Regions from separate parts of the Homo sapiens genome. Here regions 2, 3 and 4 are each linked to region 1. Evidence: chromatin contacts called from ENCODE Hi-C or POLR2A ChIA-PET data. All regions are on one chromosome and are shown on one strand. The core of a region is the stretch at or near the end of the contact, and the rest is flanking DNA. Distances in the headings are between cores, read along the strand shown. Region 1 overlaps STT3B (STT3 oligosaccharyltransferase complex catalytic subunit B). Region 2 has its middle 86 kb from the start of MIR466. Region 3 holds the start of OSBPL10 (oxysterol binding protein like 10). Region 4 overlaps OSBPL10 (oxysterol binding protein like 10).

The links. A loop is a pair of places that touch in the nucleus more often than their neighbours do. ChIA-PET counts read pairs that join two places held with the same protein, here RNA polymerase II (POLR2A). Pooled maps may share reads with other maps.
Region 2: a map with no recorded cell type shows a loop between it and region 1 (4-fold over the local background). The contact joins two enhancer-like sites. A Hi-C loop is called at or near these places in 14 of 37 single-sample maps with no recorded cell type and 7 of 50 pooled maps.
Region 3: a loop to region 1 is called in a pooled map, with 12 times the contacts of the local background. The contact joins the promoter of OSBPL10 here to the enhancer-like site in region 1. A Hi-C loop is called at or near these places in 1 of 37 single-sample maps with no recorded cell type and 8 of 50 pooled maps. POLR2A ChIA-PET finds 5 or more read pairs at or near these places in 1 of 52 experiments (PC-9).
Region 4: a loop to region 1 is called in a pooled map, with 5 times the contacts of the local background. The contact joins two enhancer-like sites. A Hi-C loop is called at or near these places in 5 of 37 single-sample maps with no recorded cell type and 7 of 50 pooled maps.

What each region holds. Positions count from the first base shown.
Region 1 is chr3:31,635,966-31,641,340 of GRCh38, forward strand. STT3B (STT3 oligosaccharyltransferase complex catalytic subunit B) reads left to right here. Exons shown (of 16, transcript NM_178862.3): 16 at 19-1,651. The coding sequence ends at 99. Among named protein-coding and RNA genes, the nearest start is that of OSBPL10-AS1, 66 kb to the right of the region's middle. Within about 2 kb of position 1,251, at least 2 of the 41 ENCODE cell types and tissues checked have a DNase peak (open chromatin) inside an H3K27ac peak, as active enhancers do.
Region 2 is chr3:31,245,507-31,250,881 of GRCh38, forward strand. No RefSeq gene overlaps it. Among named protein-coding and RNA genes, the nearest start is that of MIR466, 86 kb to the left of the region's middle. RefSeq lists an enhancer at 35-104. Within about 2 kb of position 2,530, at least 2 of the 41 ENCODE cell types and tissues checked have a DNase peak (open chromatin) inside an H3K27ac peak, as active enhancers do.
Region 3 is chr3:31,978,267-31,983,641 of GRCh38, forward strand. It overlaps OSBPL10 (oxysterol binding protein like 10), which reads right to left and starts at 2,996. Exons shown (of 12, transcript NM_017784.5): 1 at 2,633-2,996. The coding sequence starts at 2,913. ZNF860 (zinc finger protein 860) reads left to right here and starts at 3,484. Exons shown (of 2, transcript NM_001137674.3): 1 at 3,484-3,636. RefSeq lists an enhancer at 1,082-1,131 and a silencer at 2,686-2,755.
Region 4 is chr3:31,914,725-31,920,099 of GRCh38, forward strand. All of the region lies in intron 1 of OSBPL10 (oxysterol binding protein like 10), which reads right to left. Among named protein-coding and RNA genes, the nearest start is that of OSBPL10, 64 kb to the right of the region's middle. Within about 2 kb of position 2,692, at least 2 of the 41 ENCODE cell types and tissues checked have a DNase peak (open chromatin) inside an H3K27ac peak, as active enhancers do.

The DNA of each region.
Region 1 (5,375 bases), core at 1-2,500:
TGTTTTGTTTTTTTATAGACTACCAAAAGGAAGCGTGGCTACATTAAAAATAAGCTGGTTTTTAAGAAAGGCAAGAAAATATCTAAGAAGACTGTTTAAATGCACTGTTCTGGTTCCTAACTTGAAGCAGTTGTCCTTGTGAGAACCGGTCTTTGCCTTTAGCTCATGTCGTGTTTCACAGCAAAGAGGGTACAGAACCATCACTGGTCCAGGTTAATGTACAAAATTTTCTGGCAATGCCTGATTAAAAAAATAAAATTGGCTTGTTGAGAACAGCTGTTTTCGATTTCTAATGTGAAGCAAGACAGAGCACTGCTGTAAATGTCTAGCAGCAGATTTTTTTTTTATTGGTACATATTATCCTTCAAATCTGAGAATTTGGACTAACTGCACCAAAGAACCCTCTAATTTGGTCCCTGGCACATGCATACTTGTCAATGTTTTTATTCTTTTACAAGACCTGCATTTTATTTGAATTACCCGAATAGCAATATGTAAAATACAAGTGACAAAATGTGATGAGAGCTTCTTGAACCGGTAAACTAGTACAGGTCTGAGAAAGACATATTAGAAGAATCATTATACTTCCTTGAATTATATTTATTTTCATGTTTCTCTAATGCAAAGAATGTTTCATCAAATGTATATTTTCTGTTGCTTACTGTTTGCTCTGAGAAGAAGCTGCTGTTTCAAAGATGGACCTCTGAGTAGCTAATTGATTCAAGTAGTTTTTTTATGTTGACACATTATTACTGCTGTTAGCAGTCGTTTTCACCAGGTACTTACAGAGCAGATTTCATACATCATTCATTCAAGGGCTAAATTTATATTTTTTGGAAATCATGGCAACTACACAGGATGTTGCTTACCAGGACGGAGTTTTGGTATCTTAGTACTGAAGTTAGCACTATGTTTACATGCAAAAGATTAAGGAAAAAACCCTTAAAGTGGACAGGTATCCAAAGTTCATTTTCTGTGACTCATCAAAGTGACAAAAGACTTGTAACAACTTTGCCTGGACTTTTTTCATTTTACAACAGTTCATCCATTCACAATGATTTTGTTCTCTGCTCCATATTTTTTAATCCCTTAAGCATTTGATGAAACACTCTTTAGTGCTATATGCATTTTCTTACTTTTGTTAAAAATGTGACAGTTGTCAAAAAATGCACTAAAATGTAAATGGAGATTGAACAAGTTCACTTTCCAGCTTATAGGCAACTTTATACAGACTTGAACATTTTCTCCAGTTGTTTAGTAAAAGTGAAAGAGAAAGGGTTTTTCCTGCCACAGGATATAACTTTTTTTTATATAACAAGCATAACACACCACTGCTTTTGGTGGAAAAGTGCAGAATAGTATGTACCTTTTATGAAGAAAAATGTAATTTACAATATTCAGTGAGAATGTTACTGCTGATTTTCTTTTCCAAGGTGTAGAATATTCTTTGATTTATAGAATTCATTTTTGACCCAGATGATGGTTCCTTTACAGAACAATAAAATGGCTGAACATTTTCACAAATAGAGTGTAACGAAGTCTGGATTTCTGATACCTTGTCATTTGGGGGATTTTATTTTACTTTGTTGCTTTAAAATTCAATGCAGAGAAGTTGTTGACTGTAGGGGAAATAAAGTTAATTCAAATTTTGTGTTAAGTGTTGTTTTTTACAAATCTTTTGGTTTTGAAAGGAATTGGTACTGAACACATACCTCCTTCTTCCTTGTTGACTTTCACAAAGGTTTTAAAGAAAATGTGTGGAAAAAAATACGTTAGATTATTTCATCTTAGACCAAGCTATTTTATTTGGCCTTCTTTTACCCTGGAATGAAAATCTCAGGTTTTTTTGTTTTTGTTTTTGTTTTTGTTTTTTGTTTTTTGTTTTGTTTTTGGAAGGGATTTGGGGAGGGGGAACACCTAGCCAACTAGGAATTTTATCTCTGTTTAATAAGGATAGGGACCTAACAAAACCATCCATGAAGTTCTGGTAATGAAATGTCAAGTCTCAGTATAGAATTTTCTCATTAGAAAAATCCCAAAGGAAAGACCCCTCACCTTTCTCAGGAAACAACATTTTGGTTCAGTGTATCTTGTCAGTAAAATACCATATTGTAACTGTTTGAGCACTTGTATTGTAGCACAAAAGTGAAATAGTAGTTTGAATACATTGGAATATAGGATAATTGACTTAAAATATTCTTTAGATCTCTTAATTCATTTCATGTGTGATCACTAACATTGTACACCAAAGGAACTTAAAGATCGTGGCCTTGAAGTTTTAGACTATAAAACAGCTTTTAGGCTGTAGTGCTCTGTAGTATAAATAAGGCAGTGAGGCAGCAACTCCAAAGAAAATTCCCTTTCAAGACTTACATTGTAACCTACTTGAGTTTATAGTTGTGGAGTTTTAATTCATTTGCATTCTAGGCCATGACCAAGTGACCAGAGGACTAAAATAGTATAAAAGCATCCTGTATTGAGTTTCCATAGCCAAGGGGGTGTAAGATCATGAAATTTGGAGCTGTTTCTCGTTTTTAAAAAATGAGTTGTAAAATACATATTAAATAAAATTTACCAACTTAACCATTTTGAAGTATACAGTTCAATAGTGAAGTACATTTACATTGTTGTGCTACCAGTCTCCAGAACTCTTTTCATCTTGCTGTAGCTGCTGCTGCTTAATGCTGGTTTTGCCATGTTGCCCATAGTCCTTAATCGAGATAGGTGGAGTAATGTTGAGCTCAACAGCTGTCTGCCATGGAAATAGTAGGAAATTGAGACAGACCAAAAACAGTAATGAAATGTCATGTCTTATTTTTATTGTGAAATGTAACACAAGAGAACACAAAAATGTACAGTTGACCCTTGAACAACATGAGTTGCACACATGGATTTTTTTTCAATAAATGTATTGAAAAATTTTGGCCAGGCATGGTGGCTCACGCCTGTAATCCCAGCACTTTGGGAGGCCGAGGTGGGCAGATCATTTGAGGTCAGGAGTTCGAGACCAGCCTGGCCAACATGGTATAACCCCATCTCTACTAAAATTAGAAAAATTAGCTGGGCGTGGTGGCAGGCTCCTGTAGTCCAGCTACTCTGGAAGCTGAGGCTGGAGAATAGCTTGAACCTGGGAGGCGGAGGTTGCAGTGAGCCGAGATCGTGCCACTGCACTGCAGCCTGGGCAACGGCGTGAGATGCTGTCTCAAAAAACCTATATAATTAATGTATTGAAACATTTTTGGAGATTTACAACAATTTGAAAAAAGCTTGCAAATGAACCGCATAGCCTAGAAATATTTTAAAAGTTAAGAAAAAGCTATGTGATTAATGCACAAAGTATATAGATAACTACTTTTTTGCTGTTGATTTGAGACAGTCTTGCTCCATCACTCAGGCTGGAGTGCAGTGACATGATCTTGGCTCACTGCAACCTCCACCTCCTGGGTTCAAGCGATTCTCATGCCTCAGCCTCCCAGGCAGCTGGGACTACAGGTGCCCACCACCATCTCTGGCTAATTTTTGTATATTTAGTAGAGATGGGGTTTCACCACGTTGTCCATGCTCATCTCGAACTCCTGGCTTCAAGTGATCCACTTGTCACGAACTCCCAAAGTGCTGGGATTACAGGTGAGCCACTGCACCTGGCCTAGGTACTATTCTTTTATCATTTACTACCATAAAATATATACAAGTCTATCATATGTTAAAATTTATGAAAACTTAAGCTCACTACATGGCGCCATTCACAGTTGAGAAATGTAAACCAATGTAAAGCCATATTAAATCATAACTGCATAAAATACTGTTCTATAATATAGCCATCTGTTGCTACTATGAGCTCAAGTGTTGCTAGTATCCACTTAAAACACCATGTGTGACACTTATCACTGTTTTATAGCCTATTACTGGTTATGTTTTGGGGGACTCAAAAGTTTTATGTGAATTTTTGATTGGCAGTCATTGTTCAGGGGTCACCTTAGTGAATTAACTGCAAAGTGAGCAATTTTGTATCCGTGACACAGGTCAAGAGAACAGAACAGTGCCAGTACTCCAGAAGCTTCCTCATGACCCCTTGTGGTCACTATCCTGTCCCACTTCCCTCTCCAAAAGGTAATCATTATATTGGTCTTTATTGGTGCTTTGATTTATGGTTTTACCAATTCAGTATTTCTCTCTAAACATGTTGAGATGCATCTATTTGAACTATAGAAATGGAATAATAGAGTATGTATGATTTTTATCTGTCTTCTTTTGCCCACTATTTGTGAAATGCATCGAGGTTGTTGCTTGCAGCTACACGTTTTTTTTGTTTCATTGCTATATATAGTATTCCTTGTGTATGTCTGTAGCTGGCTCTCACACATATCCATTCTGTTGCTAAAGGGTATTTACATTGTTTCCAGTTTGAGGATATTACCAACAATGTTAGAGGAATACTCTTACATCTCCCTTGGTGCTTATATGCATGTATTTCTAAAAGTGGAATTGATGGTTACTTCCATATCCCAGTCAACCCCTGTCATCTTTTTAATTTTGCCTCTCTGGTGGGTGAATAATGATTTGTCATGATGTTTAGTTTGATATTTCTAGGTTAATAAGGCTGGCCATTTAGAAATCTCCCTTTTATAAGGTGTTGGTTCTAATACATTTCTCCTGGTTTTTTAAAAATTTATTATGTTAATAGGAATTCTTTGTCTTGTATATAAGGCCTTCATTTGTGTTGCAAATTGCCTAGGAATTAATAATTTTAATATAGTCTATTTCCATCTCTTGTATACCTATACAAAATCTTTTCCTCACTTGAAGCCATGATGATAGTCTGCTGTGTTTTCCAGAAAATGTATTGTTCTACTTTTTATACTTAGCTTTGCAGTCCACCTATAATTCATTTGTTGAGCACAATGTGAATTGTTTTTCTTTTAAGGGGTTTTATTGGCATATGTATATCTAAGTGACCCAGCACCATTTATTGAAAAGACAGTTCATTTCCTACAGCTCTTCAGTATCCCTTTTGTAGTAAATCATATGTCCATATATGCATCTATTTCTAGACCCTCTGTTATATTCCACAGAGCTCTGTGTATGTTGACTTAATATATAGCTTTAAGATAATTCAGAAAATATGGTAGAGTAAGTCCATCTGTCCCTCCATTGTTCCTTAATTTGCCTTGCTTTTTCATACAAATTGTAGAATCAGGTTAAGTTTCACCAAAAAACAAAAAAAAAACCCTGTTGAGCTTTTGATTTGGCAGTGAATATATAGATCATTTGGGGAAAATGAACACCATTGAAATATTGAGTCTTGTGTCCATGAGTGTGGCATATCCTTCCATTTATGCAGGCGTTTAGTTTCTGTTTTATTGCTTTTGAAGACC
Region 2 (5,375 bases), core at 1,280-3,779, 390 kb before region 1:
AAGATTAACGCTGTACTTGGTAAAGAAGCAGCAATCCCTTGTATTAGCCATGAGAGGGGGATGGTTGGTCACTTCTGTGGCTTGTACAATGTACATGTTTTGTTGTGTTCAGACATGGTCATGAAGTGGTCTTGTCTTTGTCATGCTCCACCATCATCACAGAGTAGCCTGGTCTGACACTGATGCTCTGTGAAGTTATTTTCAACAGGAGAGCACTAAAGTCTAGCTGTGATGCCAGCCGGCTCCAAGAGGTCAGGCTGCTTTTCTTCTCATGTCACACACACACTCCCAGTTGGTTACCCTGGCAATTTTACTTAATGCTTTCATTCATCATAGCAAGAGGTGATTCAAAATAAATGAACTTGATTTTTTTTTTAAAAAAAAAAAAGCTTTGGTATAAAAGCACCAACAGTAAACACAGAACCCAGTTAAACACAGAGCTATATCTAAATGAATATTATAAATATGGTTATAATATATCAAAAGCGATCATGAAATGAGACATATAAGCCATATAATAATAGTTTAATAATAAGAATTTAGGTATAACCCCCAAATTATATTAACAAGAGTAAAGAATGAAAAATGGAGAGTAGGAGAAAGTTGAAATGTAGAGCATTTCTCATTTTAGAGAATGGGAGGTCAAAAGACAATGGTTCTTTTTCTTTTTTTTTTTTCCTCTATCAAGTTTGGAGAAATAAAGGTGCCATACGTTTTTGAAAAACTTAATGAAAACTACTTGTAGTGCTAATAAACAGAATGTGTACCTTCCAAATGATTACAGAAAATAAAAGCCACCCCTAAAAAATTGTAGCATCAGACAGAAAACAAAGAAACTAATCAAAAGCATTTTTTAAGCATAAAACAAAATGGCTGAAATAAGACCAAAAGTCTTACTCATTCATTTGTCTTCCCTCCTTTTCTTACCCCTGCTCTTGCCTTAGACCAGGCCCTGATCTGCTCTCTGTCTTCTAAAATACAGCATACAGCCTCCTAATCAGCCTCTCTCCCTCAGATCAGATCTTTGCAGAGCAGAGGCTGCACTCATGCTATCATTTGTAGAGTGGGGACATTGGCAAACTGTTGATTACAGGTGTGCAATGAGGAGAGAACAGAGATTAAGACAAGCATGTGAAGCTTTTGTAGCAATTTGACAAGCTATTTTGTGTCTGTTGAAACTAATAATTAATAATTGGTGCTTGCATTTTGTACCTTTTTATTACATTTTTCTAGTAACTCATTTTTTATTATAGTTTCTAAAAATATCAGTCTGTAATATATGAGAAAAGGCAGAAAACAGCTGGTCCTTCACCACGGATGGTTTGAGAAGCCCAGAGCATATCTAAGTGAATTCCATGGAATCTGTCACTTCTCTGCCCACAAACATTCAGTGGCTCCCTCCTGTTCCTAACAATGATTCTTCTTTTCCTGCCTCCACACTATTCCTATGGGCAACATTGCCTATCAGTCATGCCTCTTATTATACAGGGATTCTCAAAGGGAGAGGGCAGAGACGAAAATCTCAAACCTGGAAGGAAAGCAGTAGGAATGTGCACTTTGAAACATAAAACCCTAAAGATTTGGATACATCTGCAGTGTGTGTGTCCCCTTCCCTTCCTCCTCCGCTACCCTCAGGCCACACCTCCAGGCCCTCCCCAACAGCACCCCCAGAACTCAGGAGCTCAGAGATTGCACCCTGGACACACCCCGCAGTCCCCTGCCTGCCCCTTTTCTCTTCTTCCAAGACTGTCACCTCTCCCCTCCACCACACTCTGCTCCTTCTTGAAGCCCCAACTCAAAAGTCATGCTTTCCTGTTCCCTCCTTCCCAACCCCTCCCAGGCAAATTTTCTTGCTCCTTTGAGGCAAAAGCTCCATACACATACCTAACTTTGACACTGAGGCTTCAATTTTAGGGGTTTTCCTAAGGACAAAATTAGGGTTTATGTACAAATTTATCTATAAAATTATTAAATTCAGAGTAGTACAGGATTGGTTAAATAACTAACTTCTGTCCATACAATAGAATAATACACAGCTACTAAAAATTTTGAAGAAGAATGCATGTAACATGGAAATATGTTTGCAATGATCTGTTAAGTAAACAAGTAGATTATAAAATAAAATGTGTAGGTACATATATGGGAAATGTTTAAATGTTATTTAAATATAGTGATAAATATAAGCATAATATAGATCTAGTTACAGATAAAGACACACACACAGACAAAGGGACAGGCACAAATGTAGGCCAAGATACAAAGATGCATACAGATGCAGATACAGACCAAATGTGAAGAAGTGTTATTTCTGTGTTATGGGATTATAAGTAGTTCCGGTTTTTCTCTTTTTTCCTATCTGTATGTTCTACCAGAAATGTTGATTATTTTTTGCAATAAGAAAAAAAAAGTTAAAGAATTAATTGTTGCCCATGCAGGTTGCCATGGAGCTCTGCACAGTCTTGGAGGAAAGCACTTCCCCTTGTACCTTTGGTTGTTTACTTTGCCAGCTCCCACTGGATGTGGTCCCAGGAGGTAGAATCACCTGGCAAACACAGCATCCCAACACTGAACAGTCTCCAATGACACATTTGCAGAACTAAACTGAATGTGTTGAATTGCCCGAAGACAAACACTGAACAGTCAGGCATCCATGCCATTTCCCAGGAAACCAAAAATTGAATTGATCAAAATGACCAGGGCAGCTGGACTCATGAAACATGAGTCTTTAGTACTCACCTGTCTGGATGAAGTGTGAGTTGAACTTGGTCAAGGGAAACGTGAAAAAACCCTATTGGAAGTGCCCGTTAACCTTAATGGACACTGCATTAAGCAGCCCTCCCCAGCTGTGTTTGTGGAAGAAGCCTGGGCTGTGATGACTCATCCAGTGGGTATTGATTCTTTTCAGGTAGTTCAGAGGGAAAGTTTTTCGTGAAACTGCCTGGGAAATGGGGCAAGTCCCCAGAATGAGCATATTAGCAGATATGATTTTTCACTTAGTTTCTGTGTGTTTGTGTCTCTGTATAATAATAATGCTCTCTGAAACGTATAGACTGGCTTTCCCCTGAAGAGGATACAGTTCTTTCACACATATTGAGCCCAATTTTCCCATTTCTCAAGTTTCTCTCAAAGAGTGTGAGTACTTCAAGACACATTAGCTCTGCAAAGCGTCTGGACTTTTATTTACTGACAGACGGCTACTGCTGAAGGAATCAAGGCAGCTTAACGCCATCTGACTGTGTTGGCTTCCAGACACTCACAGCCTCCCAGGGCCTCTCATTCATCCTTATACATCATGTGTGAAAGAGCTAGCGGCAGGTAGAGCATCACACAATTATAGAGACAGAGGCACTGTGCATTGCCTAGCACTGTAAACCTATTCTAGTGAGTTGAATGGTGGCCTCCAAAAGGTATGTCCGTCCAGAGCCTCAGAACGTGTCCCTTATTTGGAACAAAGGTCTTCACATATGTGATTTGGGTAAGCATCTGAAGATGAGATCATCCTTGACTAGGGTGGACTCTAAATCCAATGGCCTGTCCTTATAGGATAAGAGAGGGAGAAATTAACACAGAAACACACTGAGAAGAAGGCCATGTGAAGACAGAAGCAGAGATTGGAGTGATGCTGCTATAAGCCAAGGACCTCCAGGAATCACCGGAAGCTGGAAGAGGCCAGGAAAGATTCCTAGAGCCCTTGGAAAGAGCACAACCCCATCTGACAATTTGACTCTGGCCTCTAAAACTGTAAGCAAACAACCTTCTGTTGTCTTCCGCCACCAAGTTCGTGGTTAATTTGTTGCAGCAAACCCAGGAAACTAATATATTAATAAAATCATGATTCTAGAGTATACTAAACAGATTGAAGAAATCACATGAGCTCATGGAACTATATGTGTGTTCACAAGCTTGCAAGCTTAGGCTTAATTTTTCAGCCCTGACTTTTTAAACATATACTCTCCCTCACTTGTGCCATGAACAAGTTAGGGCTAAAAATTATGATCCTAAAAATGGGCACCTGTTTTAAATAGGATTTGACTTTTAAAACATAAGAAGACAGGATGTTTCCTTTCTCTTCCAGCCCACCCTACCCTCCACTCACCCCTAGACACTATACATATCACCAATCTTGAAAGGTAATATGTGTAGGAGTTAAGAACATGGGTTATGGAGTCAACCAGACTTGCCTTTCCCTGGATTGCATGACCTTGGCCAAGTCACTTAATCTCTCTGAGTTTCAGTTTCTTTATGTGTATACTGGGATAGTGCATGTCATAAGCTTAGCACATGGCCAGGAATATAGTAGTCAGTATTGAAAGTGTTCAGTCAATACTGAAATAGATAAACAATTGCTAGACTGAAGGACAGATACATAAAGACTGAAACCAATAAGCAGCAGAAAGAAATATAATAAAAAACAGGACAGTACAGTATAGTACAGTATAATGCAATGCAACAAAACACAGTACAAGTCTGAATACCACTCCTCATCTCCCACTTCAATCTTTGGAGTTTGAAAGTAATAATTAAATTGTAGGAGTCAAAAACAGAGAAGTTGGATGGGTGGATAAAGCAGGTAGCACTGAATGGAAAAACCCAAGGAAAAAAACCTCTAAGGGTGCTCAGACTTGTTGGGGGATGGGCAGAGAGCCAGGACAAGCTATAGTCATGGGTACAGCTTCTAGTATCACTGAGGAATGCCCTCTCAAAGAAAACTGAGTTAGTAGATGCCAGATATCAGCAGTGGGAAGGAGAGAGAGCCACTGTGAGGCTGCCTTAGATCTTGGCCCATACTTGGAGGAGGAGGGGTGAGCAAGGAAGCTCTGCAGAAAGAAGCTGGAGGTGATTCACTAAATGCCCTGGGGCTGAGGGAGGAATCTTAAGGGACCACTTAGTATAGAAGTACAACAACCAGACTCAATGGCATCCTAGAAAACAGATTCCCACCAAAAATATCCTACAGAGCCGGCAAAAAGAGGCCACCATGAGAAATAGCAAGCTTTAAATGTCTATCAGTTTTGGCTAGCACTAAGACACCCAGCCAAGTGAGAAGACATCTCCCTCTGTGTCTTTTTCCTCCTCTCCCCCACATCACTGGGGAGTGAAACCATGCCTCTGTGGAGGAAGAGGGGATGAATCAGCAGAAAGCAGCAAGCCAGGACCACTCAGCCTTCTCCACCTGCAGGCTTCTACCCTGAAACAGCCCAATCCAGGGAAGGGGAAAAGATTTACTGCCAAGTTGAGATTTGTTTATTTCACAAGGAAGGGGATTCTAATCTCTGGATCAAAAGGAGACATAGGACATGAAATGATCATATGACTTTTACCTAAAACATAAAGTTGCAGTTTTAACACTATGCTAGTCATAATTGTTCAATATA
Region 3 (5,375 bases), core at 1,746-4,245, 340 kb after region 1:
CTATGAGGCCCAGAAAGAAAGGCAGCAGGAATCAGTTGGCTAACTATTTGTACTAAGGCATTTCCCTGGACCAGGGAAGGGTGGTAGCTCCAGCTCCTAGAACAGTTCCTGCCACATAGTAGGTGCTCAATAAAACAGTCTGTGAATAGATAATTGAACAAATGAATACATTTTCAAAGTTTCTATTTTTATCCTCTTCTCTCTTCCTTTTCACTAATCCATCTGTCCCTTCATAAGACCCCTAGAGAAGGGAGAATTTTGCAAGCACAGAGTCATCGTAATCTTCTCCAAACCACTAATGGACCCTCAGCCATCGTTCAAAGAACAAAATGTGGGAAATAGAAACCCTGACACTGAGATGTTAACAATTACAGACGATGCTTATGGAGTCAGTGGTAGACTTGGAAAACGGTGAGTCTACTGTGGTAAGAACAAACATAGGCAGACAGCTATAAATTGCAGTAAACAAACTCAATAAAGATGAGACATCACTTAAGCATGCTCAGGAGTGTACTTAATACCACATTTCACCTAGGTAGCCTGCTATCACGTAGGTATTATTATTGGCATTAAATGTGCTTCTTCTCAACCTTGCCTCCAATCTAAACACCACAATGGGTTTAAAATAATGCAAAAGAATGTTACTCCAATGCCTCCTAAATCCACTCCAAATAACAAATCCTTTAATACAGACTGCAAGGTAAAATATTGTTCCCCAGCAAGTAAATAATAAAATAACTGTAATCCAGGGTAAAAGCTTTGCTGGCCTCATAATCTACTTGAAGAAAAAGCATTAAGTGATTGCTCAACACACCAACAAAATGCTGTTACTGACAAGGCACCTTGAGTTGCCATTAACGAGACATAATTACCAAGAACTGAAATCAGATTTAGTCATCTCATATCTCCCTCTACCTACGCATTCTACCTATTCTTTTTCAGCTTTCACGAATTGAAAGGGGAAGGGAGAGGCAACAGCAGACACTAGGACTATTTTGAGAAATAAAAGGATTCAAAAGTTAAGTGCAACTTCCACTAACATAGTAACACATCTCCCAGGAAGCCCAGGTGACTCAGAAAGTCCTATATGTAGAATATCAATATAGAAACAACTCAGTTTCCATACTTCAAAAGACCTCTTCCTCCAAGTTGAGTTTCGTGCAGATAACTGGCTGATATGTTTCAGATGGAAGCAAATCTGAACATTTCCAAACAATCTACAGGAAGAGATAACCAAGTAATATAGTCCATGCAGCAGAGATAAGCAACTTTCCAGGGTATAATTCAAATCTCACAAACATCCTTAAGAGCCCCAAGTCTATTAAGATCTGGAGACTGTTAAATAGGCAGGACAAAATATCCCACCAACCACCTCTCCAAAAAGCATTGTTCTCCTCGCACTGACACTTGTATTTCCCTCTGGCTTGTTTTTGGAAAACAAATTGAAAAAAAAAACAAAAACAAAAAGTAAACAGTAGTGCCACATCTGTTCTTGTCTTCCTCACGATGGCAGATCACACACACTACCACCATTCCAAGTGCCTCCTGAGCCCCTTTCCTCGACAGCCCCATCCTTCCACGTGTCCATAACTAGGCTTCTCAACTGCAAGGGGGAAGTGAGCAGGAAACTTCAAATGGGACCTGAAGAGGAAATAATGATAATAATGTAAATTGCTACTAATATTAAAAGGGGGAGGGTATTTTTTCTTTCTTTTTATTATTTTATTTTATTTTATTTTATTTATTTATTTTTTTTGAGTCGGAGTCTCGCACTGTCGCCCCGGCTAGATTGCAATGGCGCGATCTCGGCTCACTGCAACCTCTGCCTCCGGGGTTCAAGCGATTCTCCTGCCTCAGCCTCCGGAGTAGCTGGAATTACAGGCGCGCCGCCACGCCCGGCTAATTTTTTTTGTTTTTAGTAGAGACGGGTTTTCACCATGTTGGCGAGGCTGGTCTCGAACTCCTGACTTCGTGATCTGCCCGCCTCGGCCTCCCAAAGTACTGGGATTACAGAGGTGAGCCACCGCGCCCGGCCTCTTTCTGTTTTTAAACAAAACTTCCATTACAAACATCGGAGGCTGCAAGGCACAAACTGGGGCAGGAGTATGCACAGTCGCCCAGGATGACAAGTGGCAGGTTTTTTGTTGATGGTGGTGGTGTTCTGAAACACCAAACTTTAAAATGAACTGTTACTTAGAGAATTACTGTAATCGGAGCGGACGTGCTAACGCTTTTTCACCCCGGCACAAAGCACGCCCCTTCTGCCTCCCTTTCCCAGTCATTCTTCAGGCGTGCGGGAAACCGCGGACAAGCAGAGCACGGGGACCAGCACGATCCTCCTGCCACCACTCCAGTCTCTGCAGGTGCCAGCATAGAAGAAAACCAGGGCTCTCGCCTCCCTCCCCGCCACTGCGGTGCGGTCCCGGGGTGGAGCCACGGCGCGCCCCATCCTGAGAACCCCACCTGGAGGGGAGCAGGGACGCAGGAAGGGCACCGTTGGGAGGCATCACTGGGTTCGCTGAAGGCACAATCGCGCGCGCACACACATACACAGACACACATACACACACGCACGCACACACACACACACACACACAGCGGCGCGCGGTGGCGCGGGCGGCTGGCGCGTTACCTGTTCTGCCAGCCCTGGAGGAGGTTGGTGTATTTGCTGAGCACGCCCTCGAGCGCCGGCTCCCTCCTGCGGCCGCCTCCCCCGGACGGGCTAGCGGCCACAGAGCCCGGGCTGCTGCGGCTTCCCCCGCCGCCGAGCCCGGCCGCCGCCGACCGGCTGGAGACCCCCCGGCCCGCCAGAGAGCAGGAGGGCGAGGAGCCCGCCGAGGTAGCACGGCTGCTGCTGCGGCTGCTGCTGTTGCTACCCCCGCCGCCGTCTGTGCCCTGGACTGCCCTCTCCATGGTCCGTGGGCGCCCGGGACGCGGGTGCCCGCCGCGGTGGCGGCCCCGGCACGGCGGCTGCTGCTGCTGCTACAGCTCCGGACGCCCGGGCCGCGCGTGCCTGCTCCAAATCCCCGGGAAATGCCTGACTCATACAGGAGGAAGAGGAGGAGGAGGCGAAGGAGAGCTGGGAAGGAAGCCAACGGGGCTGGATGCAGCTGCGGCCGCCCCTCCTCCCGCCGCGGCCAGGGCCCGGCCCCTCCCTCCGCACTAGTTTCCCGGGCAAGTTCGGAGCGGGTGGCCGGCTAGGCGAGCCCTCTTCGGGTTCCTCCTTCTCTTCCTTCGTGTCCCTGCGGCCTCTCAGGCCCTCGGGACACTCTAGGAGGCCGATCTGCAGGGTGGGCACGCCCTAAATCCACGCCAAGTCACCCACGCATTCCTTCTGCCACCCTCTCTTGGATCCGAAGGGGCGAAAGGGAATCTCTGCACGTCACTCCCCACCCCTTATCCACCTCGGGACCTGGAGGGAGGGGCAGCCCCACCCACCCGGTCCACCCGGATATGGACCCGCCCGGCCTGACAGGCTCACACGCACACTCCCTCTCTCGGTCTTCCGCACACGATGCTGCGCCAGACGCTCCTACACAGTAACCTGGAAATTATCACCGGCGGAGCAAAGTCACAGCTCAGGGAGGCCCTCCGCGTTGTCTGGCGGAGGAGGGGAGTGGCAGGTGATCCTCACAGGTAAGCTCGCCGGGCATTTTCATGCAGCAGGATTATGATAAATGCTTAACAGACACACGGCTGGGCTGGGGTGAGGCGCGCGAACTCTCAGGTTTGTGCGAGTGCTTCCTTAAATTGAGTGTCCTAGGTCACTCACTGGCCTAACCCTAATCCCCTGCCCTGAATGGCACGCATAAACCTGGCAAGTCAAAACCTATCCATTGCTACCACACTGCACGTGCACCTAGGAGCAGAGGCTCTGAAACCGGGAAAACTGCTCCAGAGGCAAGGGAAATTAACAGATATTTACAAACATTGAAGGATTCTCTGTGTTGGCTGTAACTTCTGCGCCCCTCTTCCTACCTAAAGATACTCTTTCTATCCCACTAATATTTTTTGTGAATATAGATATCCATTGTAATCTGAAGTATCAAAAATTACCTAGAAAAAAGCTTTGAGGAACTCAGACTCTCTCTCTCACACACACACAGACAAAACAAAAGGTGATAGATGATAGGTGATCTCCGTCCAAAGGATCTACAAACCCATCAAGCAGATAAATACTTCAAGAGTTAAAAAAAATTACTAAATGGAAAAGTCAGCTCTCAAAGGGACAGTTCCCCGAGCCCAACCCCTTTCTAGCTTCACATCCTTCCAGGAAGATTTCATGGGTGGTTTAGCTCTAGAGATGCACGGAGAAGCTTCTGGAGTTGAAGAGAAGTGGTTGTGCCCCTGAGTAAATTACAATTCCAGGTGCCTACATAGTGTTAAAAAAAAAAAAATCTGAAAAGAGCTTGCCTGGACCAAATTTGAAGCCATTCAGAGCTGAATTCTAACCTATGACCTTGATCAAATTACCTCTTTTAGCCTTAGTTTTCTCACTGCAAAATGGGACAAATGATACCGGCTGTAATAAACTATGCAAGAATGTTCATTTGTTCAAAATATTTACTGCCGCTTCCTATGGAAAGAGTATCCTTCCTCCACATGGACCTTAGGCTTGGCCATGGAATTGCTTTGAGCAATGGAATGTGAACAGAAGTAATGAATGCCCCTTCCAAACATAAGCTTTAAGAGCAGTCATATGGTTCCACCATCTTTCTCTTTTCCTTATCCCAGGAGAGCAGCATGTCCCGGATAAGGACTCTCCTTAAGCTTGTGTCCTGGAGTGAGAAGGTGTGGAATACAGCAGATCCTAAGCCAGTTAGTGTTGGCCATGTAACATGCACAAAATGTTTGTTTGAAGCCATTGAGATTTTAGCATTATTTTTTACCACAGCATAGCTTTGCCTAAGCTAACTTACTGATCATATATGAGTGTTCATTGAGTCCTGCATTGACATACAGACTGAAGGTGGGAAGGTAGGTGCATACTGGACTATAAATGTCAGCATTATGTACCAAAACAACATGCCTTTTATTGGAGACTGCCACCTTAAGCTCCTGCTAAAAGAGGAGAAGTGTCATTTTATTTCATATTACCTAACCTATGCCACCATTACTCCACCTTATGCAGCCAACCTAAGACTGAATGAGCTAGCACAACAAATTCTCACCTTGGACTAAAAAATTAGACCCTTGAGATAGACCAGTTCAAGTGGGGAAGGAACTAAGCTAAAAGGAATAGTCAAGGCCAGGATGGGGCAGGAGCAAGCCAGCCGTATGGGATCAAAAATGTCCAAGAGGTGAGTGGAGCAGATGTGCTGAAAGTAGAGGCTATATCATGAAAGAGTGATGAAGCACATGCTGTTCCTCCTGCT
Region 4 (5,375 bases), core at 1,442-3,941, 280 kb after region 1:
ATGTGCAACTATTTAACTTAAAATGATTATAAAATTAAATAAAATAAAAAATTCAATCCCTCAGTCATGCTGATCACATTTCAAGCACTCAATAGCCACATGTGGCTACTGGCTACCATATTGGACAACATACCTATATATCATTGCCATCACTGCTGAAGGTTCCATTGAACAGCATTACACTAGAGTATAAGCTCCCTGTGTTTACGGGGATGTGTCTATTGTGTTTTGTTTTGTTTGGTTTTGTTTTTTCCCTTTGAGACAGAGTCTCACTCTGTCGCCCAAGCTCCGTGCTGGAGTGCAGTGGCACAATCAGAGCTCACTGTAACCTTGAACTCCTGGCCTCAAAGCACAGGTATTACAGGTGTGAACCACTACCATGCCTGTTGTCTTCTATCGTATCCTCATCTGCATCCAGTGCACTGCTTTGAACACATTTTTTTTTTTAATAAATAGCCATTGAATGGTAACAGGGGGGAAAAAAAACCATTACCATGAATAAAATTTCCTCTTATTGGTGGTTTCCTGGAGTTGTTCCCTTCCACTTCGCCTCCCAACTCCTGTCCTCAAATTCTCTGGTGACCTTCAGGTGTTCATCACAGCACTATTCACAATAGCAAAGACATGGAATCAACTTAAGTGCCTGTCAATGGTGGACTGGATATATAAAATGTGGTACACATATATCATGGAATACTACCCAGCCATAAAAAAATAATCATTTCCTTTGTAGCAACATGGATACAGCTGGAGGCCATTATCCCAAGCGAATTAATGCAGGAACAGAAAACCAAATGCCGCATATTCTCACTTATATGTGTAAGCTAAACATTGGGTACTAATGGACATAATGGTGGCAACAATAAAAACTTGGGGCGACTAAAGTAGGGAAGGAGAGGGAGCAAGGGTTGAAAAACTATCGCATACCATGCTCAGTGCCTAGGTGACAGGATCATTCATACCTCAAACGTGAGCATCACTCAGTACACCCAGGTAACAAACCTGCCCGTGTACCTCCAAATCTAAAATAAAAGTTGAAAAAAAATTATCTGTAACCAACCACGCAACACCCTTTAAGAGAAATCCAGGCCGGGAGTGGTAGCTCACGCCTGTAATCCCAGCACTTTGGGAGGACGAGGTGGGCAGATCACCTGAGGTCAGGAGTTCAAGACCAGCCTGACCAATACGGCGAAACCCCGTCTCTACTAAAAAATATAAAAAATTAGCCAGGTGTGGTGGTGGGAGCCTGTAATCCCAGCTACTCGGGAGGCTGAGGCAAGAGAATCGCTTGAACCCGGGAGGTGGAGGTTGCAGTGAGCCAAGATCGCACCATTGCACTCCAGCCTGGGTGACAAGAGTGAAACTCCGTCTCAAAAAAAAAAAAAAAAAAAGAATCCAGCACTGTCTCCAGGAGGGAAATAATTAATGTACAATAAGTATGCATGTATTTATTTTGATACTGATCAAATTCTATCCAAAAGGCTATAGCACACAAACATGGATGCACTGATACTGGCTTCTACATTCTAGAACCCAAAATAAGTTAACATGCAGAAATCAATGTGCATATTTTGTACAGCTTCCTACTCACCTATTTCCCCAATTCTAAAGTCACGTAAAATGTTCCTTCTTGGTTTGTCTTCCTAATTGGGTGATTTGGCAAGTGTAGAGTGAGTGGCCACCCCACTGCCTCTAAAAACAGAGGAGTCAAGTGTAACAACAGGTTGGTTATAAGCATTATGATGCCTTTGTTCTCATGAGCAGTCAGAAGTAAAATATCTGACACCTTTTTTCATGCACCAAACCTCACTCTAAATTGACTCTTAGTCTTTTATCACCCACCCCCACAAATGATCATTTTCCACAGTCCATGGCTCACCAATGAGTAAGCTAATCAATACAGTAAAAATGTAAATGTTTGTTCCACTCAGTACTCTTAAATATTGGAGTGGACACTTTCAAAATCACCTTTCCCTGATAACATAAAAGCTCTCTAAATCCCTGATTAATTACTTCTCAGGCACCTGTTAATCTCCCTCGCTGTTTCCAATTAACAAAATCAAAACCAACAGGTTTTAACATTCTTGCCAAAAAGACCAATTGTGTTGATTCATCCACCTGGCCCTCTCCTGAAAATGGTTGCTTATCTCTGCTTTCCATCTTTAACTGTTTAATAAATGTTTTTATTGTAAGCCGGGACTCCTATTAAGATATGCAGACTAAATATATCTCTTTTGTTCTAATATTTAGATTTCAAAAAATCGATTTCAAGCCTCTCCAAAAGCATTTCTTCTAAATAATGTGAGGCTGTGCCTCCTTGCATTACTTTACTTCCCTTGTGCACATCAATAATGAGATTCCAGGAGGAGGTCAATAGGACACTGGAGAATAAGACAAGACAAAGTCGGTGTCACAGCCGGGGTTCAGCATCCCACCGGTGCCCACACTAGGCCCCACACAAGAAATTACACGACAGTTACAGCGTTCATGTGAGGTGGGGCCAAGGGCCTTGGCAAAGGAATTTCAGTGTCCAACTCCACTAGGAGTCCCAACCAAATGAGAAAGTAATTCAATCTTTACAGTCTTTATAGTGAAAAGCTATTAACGAGGTGTCTTTTGCTATGTTGTGAAAAATGAAAAGAATAAATCCTTACTGCTTGACTAGAGAAAAAAAGTACATTCAAGAGCCTCTGTTAATTTACATGATGGGTAGTTTAGCACACCTGGCTGCAGACAAGTGCAACCTATGCAAATAGGTAACCCCCAGCTGAAAGACTACAGACACCCAAACCTCCTACTCACAAGTATGCTTTGTTTTTATCAAGCAACCAGCTTTTGAGAGTCTCTCTGAACCTATTCTGGTTCTGGAGGCTGCCTGATTTAAAACACAAAAAGAGAAAAGAAACTAGCTGTTGAGATAGGAAGGAGCACCTTGGAAGGTACAAACTGATCTAGTATGCTGACAATCAATCAATCAATACCTCAAAACATGTAACCTTGACTGGACTAACGCACTCTTTTTTCCTCTTGGCTTCCAGTAGGATTACTGCACTAATTCCCAAGAGCTGCTGAAGTATGAGGCTGACTTTGCTCCTCGGTTTTGTTATCAGCCTTAGTTAAGGTGTTTGAGAGAAACAGATACTTAAAATGTGTGATTACAGTTTAAAACATCAAGGGACTCTGATTAAATCTTTAAGTGGTGCTAACAGCCTTAATAACTTTAATTTGTTAAATTTAGAAACTAAGTGAGGTTAATCAATGAATAAGTGAAACCATTTTTGACATGAAAATTACTACTTTATAAATAAAAATTTATCTACAAGTTGAGCTTAAAGTTCAAGAAATACTAGGTTTTAAAATTTACTATTTTAATAAACTAATAATTGAAAAAGAACAACTTACTATAAATATCATTCCAAACAAAAGCCCTCCTCAGTTATTAAAAACACAATGACAATTCACTTAACCTTTATGCCAGTATTTTAAACTTTCTCTTTTGCTTTAAAAAATAGTAATAATGACAAAGTTAAAAGACAGCAAGACAAGTCCCTGAAAGTGAAACAAAAACATCTAGAAGACACACACTGGAGTTGTTTTTTCTTTTCTTTTTTTTTTTTTTAAAGAGACAGGGTCTCATTCTGTTGCCCAGGCCAGAGTACAGTGGTATGATCATAGCTCACTGTAGCCTCGAACTCCTGGGCTCAAACGATCCTCCTGCCTCAGCCTCCTGAGGAGTGAGCTACCATGCCTGGCTCCAGAGCAGTTTTGTGTCTAAAGAGTTTGGAATGGAAAATCACCTCAGAAAGGAAAAGGGTTAATGAGATAGTAAGGCGGTCATCACTGGGACCACTGCTGACCAAACAGGAAACAAATGAAAGTAAGCAAGTCACTGGCCCCACTACCTCCAGCCCAAGCCTATAAGGATAGGAAAGCAAAGTCAGTGTATGGGGTAGACCAGGTGAGACCATGGCAACAGGGGCCCACATACCCCATTTCCTGTGCCATGTGGAATGCAGGCCCACTACTGCTAGACCATCTATTAATAAATCTTCCAAAAAATTTCAGACAGTGGTAATTTGTACATATTCAGATGTTTAAGGGAAAGCATTTGATTTTTAAATCATGGCAACTAGTGATGGAAAACATTTGCACAAGCAAAACAAAACACATATGCAGGCCACAAATAGCCCATCCAAAGCCCATTTGTGGTTTCGATCTACAAGATAAAGTCAAACTTCACAGCATGAGGCACTCACAGCCTGGATCTCACCTGCCTACCAACTGCCCCCAGTCACACCCTATGTCAAACATCCTGCAACTCCTGAAGATGATTCCAAATGCTGGGCTTTTGCTCATACTGTACCTTCTACCCAGAATGCCCTGCCCAGACCACCTGGAAAGATCGCCTCTTTCATGGACTGTGTCCTCCTGCCCTCAGGTAGACTCAACCACTCCTTTCTTTGCCTCTTACACAGATTTCTATCATGACCTTTATAATGCTTTAGTATTAATGTAAATAAGTCTGACATATCAAATCCACTTAGAACAGCACTCCGCAGAGGAAAAGACCAAATTTAAAACATAGATAAATTCCCTATGACTTATTTATTGCAAGTAACAGAAACTAATTTGGTTGCTTGAGGATACATCGGGGTGACTTACTGAATGAGGCTCAAGGCATCTCACAGGAGCCAAGGAAGGTGGCCAGGTCTTAGGAAGGGCTGGAGCAAAGACTGGAAATCCAACCAACAGAGAGGAAGTGTTTTCTCCCTCTGGTTCCAATCTCTGTTTTTCCAGAAATGAACATAGTGGTTTCAGTTCCCAAGATGACACCTTCTAGAATTCCAGGAATGTGCTCATCCCAACCGGCTATCTCATCAATTCAAATTTCTAAGTGAGGATCTGATTTGTCTCTTTCACCCAATCATATCACCAGAGTTAATAAACATCATTACCAAAGGTCCAGGGAGGCAGTTCACAGAGCAGGAGGAATGGCTTCCAGAATGTGCCTCCAAAACTGTTTGCTGAGTAAATAGCAATCACTATCCTGGGCTGAGGAAAACAGGAAGTACAACACAGGCACTGCAAATCTATCCACCAAATCAGGCTTTACAGGAAGACTAGAATGAAAGCACTTTTTTATTAGAGGATAATGGCACTAATAGTGCAGACTGTGAAACATGGACGTGTTGTTAAGATAATGCATTTTAGCTTTCATAACTATCTTCTACTTTATTCCAAAGAGAAGTCCAACTTTCTGTGCCCTCCAGAGGAGCAGAATAATAGAATAATGACTATGAGTTCTGACTGGCCAGCCATTGTCAGTGGGTGCTCAAGAGATTCAAGTGTAAAGAATTTAAAATGCAGAAGATGGA